2 separate regions of the Homo sapiens genome follow, and region 2 is linked to region 1. Evidence: chromatin contacts called from ENCODE POLR2A ChIA-PET data. All regions are on one chromosome and are shown on one strand. The core of a region is the stretch at or near the end of the contact, and the rest is flanking DNA. Distances in the headings are between cores, read along the strand shown.

Region 1 (3,119 bases), core at 192-2,691:
AATGAAATTCTGAATAATTATTATTATTTTTTAATTCTAAAAGAACATGTTTTTGGCAATTCAAAACAATGGAGTTTGGTTCATGTTGCTTAATTTCAAATGATGTATCATTTCCAGTATAGAATAAAGGTATAAATATCAGATGTTAACAACTGTGTGTTGTGGCCAGGTGTGGTGGCTCGCACCTGTAATCCTAGCACTTTGGGAAGCCAAGGCAGGAGGATCACTTGAGCCCAGGAGTTCGAGACCAGCCTGGACAATATAGCGACACCCTGTCTCTACAAAAAAATTAAAATAAAATAATAAGCCAAGCATGGTGGCATATGTCTATAGTCCCAGCTACTTGGGAGGCTGAGGTAGGAGTATCACTTGAGCCCCAGAGGTTGAGTTTGCAGTGAACTATGATCATGCTACTGCACGCCAGCCTGGGTAACAGAGCAAGATCCTGTCTCAAGAAGGAGAAGGAAAAAATTATATGTTGACTGATCAACCTACTTCAATTCTTTCTTGGGTTTTCTTGACAAAATGGATGTCACTCCCAAAATTAAATGTATCAAACTTATTATAAACCCAGGGGGAAAAAACAAGAAAAGTAAACCAGGGATACATTTTCTGTATATATCAAAAAGGAGTTTCTTAAATTGTCAGAAAACAATGCTAACAGGCCACTCCATAATCACCAAGGAGTAGCTAGCTCTGTAGATGGTAGTTAGATTACCCTGAAAGGTAATAATCTAGGCTGTAGTCTTTAAAGTGTTTAAATCCAAAGATATATGACCTAACACTGCTGTCATTTAATCCCTAGTCTAACTCAACACCGTAACATAACACAAACTAGACATGTTTCCTATTTACATAGGCTTTAAGCATGACCATGTGTAATAAAGCTGTTTTAGGCAAAATAAGATGAAGCCCCCCCCGCCCCCGCCTTGAAAAGAGCATGGGCTCTGAAGTCAGACACACCTGGATTTAAATTAAGACACTGGTCAAGTTACTTAAACTGTCACCTTGTGCCCAACTTCTTTCATTTAGATTTTGTAAGCTAACCTGTATAGCCAAATAACACAAACACATGGGTAAAGACTAACTCCTTGTTTCAATATTTAATAGGCTACAGTGCAGCAAATTTGCTATTGACACATAGACTGTCTTTAGATATTAATGAGTTACTTTATAAAACTACCATGCTACTGGAGACAGGCCATGGTAGACGACTTTTGAATATCTTTGTAATATTATCTATCCCTTTCTCCAAAATCTATTTTTAAAGAATATTCTTAATTTCTAGGATTGAAAAAACCAAGTCCAAGTACTTTATAAAACATAAGCCCATCCCAGAGTTATGGCACGCAAAGACATACTGACACCTGCCATCCGGCAAGCTCCTTTGGGCAGGATGATGCACGGGGCCCCTGAGAGGTGCCCTCTGATGATTCCATACCAGTGGTCACTGGCGCCACCTTGTGGCCATAGTCTTCAACTAGAGGTCACTTTAAGCCACTGTTCCCTACTCTCTGGGGGTCAAGACCTACCAAGAGGGGTCCTGCAGAAGGATCCTGAGGAGAGTAGCTGCCAGGGTAGTCGTCATCCTCCTCCTCCTGAATTTGCTGAAAAGTTCGTTTCAGAGATTTCTTCTCTTCTGTTGCTAGACAAAAGAGAAAGTAATAAATTTGAGTCACATATCCTGTAGTGATAAGTCACATGCTATGCACAATGGGCCACATGTAAAAACAGGGCAGAAGGGGCACACATTTTCAGAATGGCTTAATAGTAACCTTTATGCTAGTTATTTTAAATTGACTGTAGTTCCCTACATTACTGAAAAGAGTCAAACAGGTCTTTGTCCGTCATCTCAGATTGATTCTCTGGTAAAATACTACAGAAAACAGGCATCTAAAGCGAAAACTTACCCAACTATCACACTTGAGTAAGAAACTCATGGGACAATACAATGAAGCAAACCAACGTGTGCTAGGGTTTACAGAGAAGATATTGTGTATAAAATGAGATACGTTATGCTTTCCAGGGATCATTTCAGAAAACAGGAGAGAAAATTTTATCAATAAAATTGTGTCAAACACAAATATTCTTTACACTATTCCCCTAAAAATAAAATAAATCTAATTTTACCTTAAAATTAAAATAACCATTACTGAGACATGTGATTGATACTACTGAGAAAAATTACTTAAGTTACCATTTTAAATTTAACCACTTTTGAGGCTGACAGGTTACATTATTTATGATCTATCTGCACCGTATGTTTTTACATTGTTATGATAGATGTGTTAATTCCAAAATCATTCTTTTTGCATCAAATTAGACAATACAAAATAAATGCCAAACAATTGTGGGAAATAAATCTAAATGATAAATTCTAGTTTCGAAAGTAAAGAAATATTGGACACAGCCTGTGCCTGGCATTGCAATAGTTTCCTTTTAATCTTTCCAACAATTTTAAGATACAGCATCTCCAGCTGAAAGGTGAGAAAACAAAGGCCAGGGAGGTTAAATGACACACTTACGGTATGACTCCAAAACCTGTCCTCTTTCCACTGCACTCAAATTACTTAGCACCACACAGGTACCCTCTCATTTAGAAAAAAGGGGACACCAGGCACCTGCTGCAGATACATACACATTTTTTGCTTACACATTTTCTTCTGGAAACAAGTCACGTAGCTCCTGTTCTCTACATTATATACATCATATACTAACTGACCAAACTCACGTTTGAAGTGAAAGCCAGGTCAATATCATGAGTTTTATTTTTATTTTTTTTTTTTAGATGGAGTTTTTGCTCTCTTGCCCAGGCTGGAGTGCAGTGACACATTCTCAGCTCACTGCAACTTCCGCCTCCTGGGTTCCAGCAATTCTCCCACCTCAGCCTCCTGAGTAGCTGGGATTACAGGCATTTGCCCCCATGCCTGGCTAATTTTTGTATTTTTAGTAGAGTCAGGGTTTCATTCACCATGTTGGCCAGGCTGGTCTCGAACTCCTGGCCTCCAGTGACCCACCCGCCTTGGTCTCCCAAAGTCCTGGGATTACAGGTGTGAGCCATCACGCCTGGCCAAGTTTCACTTCTTCTTAATGATTCTGTCTATTACAAAAAAAGGAGA
Region 2 (3,119 bases), core at 244-2,743, 74 kb before region 1:
GTGAGTGTGGACCATATTGTTGGACTCTAAGATCTGGATTATTAGTCCAGATGCCTGCACAGTACATATCAGCTGTGTGACCTAGGACAACGTTATTTCACCTGCTGGAGACTCAGTTTTCTCATCTGTAAGTTGGGTGGTAATACACGTACAAGCCTTTTAGGGTTGTCATGTAGGTGAAGTAGGAGCCCGCCGTGGGAAGTGCAGTGCCTGGTGCAGCAAGCAGATGTCGGCTCTGATCCTCCCCAGGATGAAGGGCCCGCGGCTCACACACCCTGAGTCCCGAGCGCACCAGGCTCTTCCGGGACACTCGCTCAGCTCATCCTCCCACAGCCTTAGGAGTGCCTGTGCCACGCAGATCCAAACATCGAGGACCTGGGAGGTGGAGTGGCTCACGCGGGGTCACCCATTAGAAGAGGCAAAGGCAGGATTAGAACCAAGGCCCGTGGGAGTCCAAGTGCGTCCTCTACCCGCTGCTCAGTGTCCACTCTCCAGCTCCTCGCTGGGAACCCTGGAGCCACAGTGGGGAGTTCAGGGATCCGCCCAGCCATTCCCCCGCTGTGTGACCCCAAGCACATTCCTTCCCCTCTCTGTGCCTCTTGGAGTTGCAAGAGAGTTGGGAGGGGTGATTCTGCATCATGAGCACCCTCCTTTCTCCCCTTCTGCAGAGAAGAGCGTTCCTCTTTGCATCCTCTATGAGAAATACCGTGACTGCCTTACGGAGTCCAACCTCATCAAGGTGCGGGCCCTCCTCGTGGAGCCAGTTATCAACAGCTACCTGCTGGCTGAGAGGGACCTCTACCTGGAGAATCCAGAAATCAAGATCCGGGTAAGGGCAGGCTGGGCAAGGGGCAGGGTCCCAGGGCAGCTCAGCGCTGGGGAGAGGGCAGATCCCTACCCCCACCCCACACACCTGCATCCCTGCAAGCTCCAGACCTTTGGTGCCTTAGCGATCCTCAAATCCTAGCCTCATCGAAGAAAAGCATCATGAAGCCTAGAGAATTGGGGACTCGTAGCCTCTAGGAATGAATCTGAAAATCCCAGAGTGTTAGGGTCATGGAATTTGGGGATCTTAGAGTCATGAATCCTTCAAATGCTATACTACTAAGGCTGGAACCCCCAGGCACTGGGCACTGGTGGGGCAGGGTGGGGTGGGGGAGTGAAGGGCACAGACTAGAGTCTCACTGCCTGAATTTGTACCAGGGCAGCCCTGGGCATGTGAGTTTGCCCCTCTGTGCCTCAGTTTATTCATCTGTAACATGGGGTTAATAATAGCACTGAGGGGTGTTGTAAGAATTAAAAGCATATCCACAGGAAACACATAGAGCCATCCTCAGCACATGATAAGGGCTCACTGAAAGCTAACTATCCTTATCATCGCCATCATCATCATTATAGCCCTTCACTTAGAGGAGCCGCAGCCCACAACCCCTAAGGGCAACAATTACACTTAAATGGTAAACAGCAGAGGGAGCGGCAGTGAGCAGTGTGTCAGACATTCTGCTGGAAGCTTGCACATATTAGCTCAGTTAATCCTCACAAGAACCCTCAGTCAGGCATTTCTCTCCCATGAAGAATCCAAGGTGTACAGAGTGGGGAGTAACTTCCCCAGGTCACACAGTGAAGAAGAGGCAGAGATCAGCCTGGCTCAAAAGCCTGTGATCTTTCCCCTCCAGACCCTGGGACAAGGGAGGCACTTTGGACATCCCCTGGGTCACGTGGAGCCTCATTGCAGCTCCATGCAGGAGACCTGGGCCGGTAGCACAATCGGTGTTTTCCCGATGAAGAAACTGAGGCACAGAGGTGGGGGGAGGGGGGGTGATCGTGGCAGACCTGGGTACAGCTTTGTTCAGCAAATATTGGGCCAAATTGCAGTGAATGCAGACAGCCCAGCCTGGATCCCACCTGCCCTTGACATCTGCCCCATGCCCTCTTCCAGATCCTTGGGGAGCCCAAGCAGAAACGCAAGCTGGTGGCTGAGGTGTCCCTGCAGAACCCGCTCCCTGTGGCCCTGGAAGGCTGCACCTTCACTGTGGAGGGGGCCGGCCTGACTGAGGAGCAGAAGACGGTGGAGATGTAAGTGCTGGCTGCTCTAGCTTTGGGGCCTGGGGGAAGCGGGCAGATGCCGGTGGGGGTAGAGACTGTCCTTAGGTACCAAGCCCTGGCTGAAAATCCCCTCCTCTCATCTCCCACACAGCTGTGCCCACTCCCAGACACCCTGGGGCTAGAGTTCCCACCGTCACATTCTCTGTCAATGCTGACACCACCCATGCACAGATCTGCCACAGACCTCCACAGTGACATCATCCGTCAATAGGCGCTCACCTGCAGACACGTGCATCCTCACATAGACAGGTATCTGCCCTCCGAATGTCCACACATGAGCATGCACACACATATGCATGCGTGGGTGTTTCCACATAGATACGTAGCTGCACACATACATACGAGCACACACTTCTTTTTTACTTTTTTACTGTAATGTAACTTATATACAGTAAAAAGCACAGATCACCTATGTACAGCTCAATACATTTTCACACACACGGCTACCTGAGCCTATCCCCTTGTGCCCCTAAATGCACCATCTGCTTTTATGCACACGGACACACATGCGTGCACAGGCACTGTTCACTCTAGGAGGGCAGATTGTCCAGGCCCCGCAGAGGGCCGAGAATGAGGCCCATTCATGGACACGCTGTGCTGATCCTCGGAGGTCACGTGACTTCCTGGCTGGACCCCAGCATGCGGGAGCCAGGCCTTGGGCCCCTTTCCTCACCACCCCCTCTCTCCCTGCAGCCCAGACCCCGTGGAGGCAGGGGAGGAAGTTAAGGTGAGAATGGACCTGCTGCCGCTCCACATGGGCCTCCACAAGCTGGTGGTGAACTTCGAGAGCGACAAGCTGAAGGCTGTGAAGGGCTTCCGGAATGTCATCATTGGCCCCGCCTAAGGGACCCCTGCTCCCAGCCTGCTGAGAGCCCCCACCTTGATCCCAATCCTTATCCCAAGCTAGTGAGCAAAATATGCCCCTTCTTGGGCCCCAGACCCCAGGGCAGGGTGGGCAGCCTATGGGGGCTCTCGGAAATGGAATGTGCCCCTGGCCCATCTCAGCCTCCTGA

Evidence for each region. ChIA-PET counts read pairs that join two places held with the same protein, here RNA polymerase II (POLR2A).
Region 2: POLR2A ChIA-PET joins it to region 1 with 10 read pairs in A549. The contact joins two enhancer-like sites. POLR2A ChIA-PET finds 5 or more read pairs at or near these places in 4 of 52 experiments (A549, Caco-2, HepG2 and 1 more).

What each region holds. Positions count from the first base shown.
Region 1 is chr20:38,056,058-38,059,176 of GRCh38, reverse strand. RPRD1B (regulation of nuclear pre-mRNA domain containing 1B) reads right to left here. Exons shown (of 7, transcript NM_021215.4): 4 at 1,533-1,645. Among named protein-coding and RNA genes, the nearest start is that of RPRD1B, 24 kb to the right of the region's middle. Within about 2 kb of position 1,441, at least 8 of the 41 ENCODE cell types and tissues checked have a DNase peak (open chromatin) inside an H3K27ac peak, as active enhancers do.
Region 2 is chr20:38,130,050-38,133,168 of GRCh38, reverse strand. It overlaps TGM2 (transglutaminase 2), which reads left to right. Exons shown (of 13, transcript NM_004613.4): 11 at 669-829; 12 at 1,940-2,076; 13 at 2,800-3,119. The coding sequence ends at 2,950. Among named protein-coding and RNA genes, the nearest start is that of TGM2, 34 kb to the left of the region's middle. Within about 2 kb of position 1,493, at least 3 of the 41 ENCODE cell types and tissues checked have a DNase peak (open chromatin) inside an H3K27ac peak, as active enhancers do.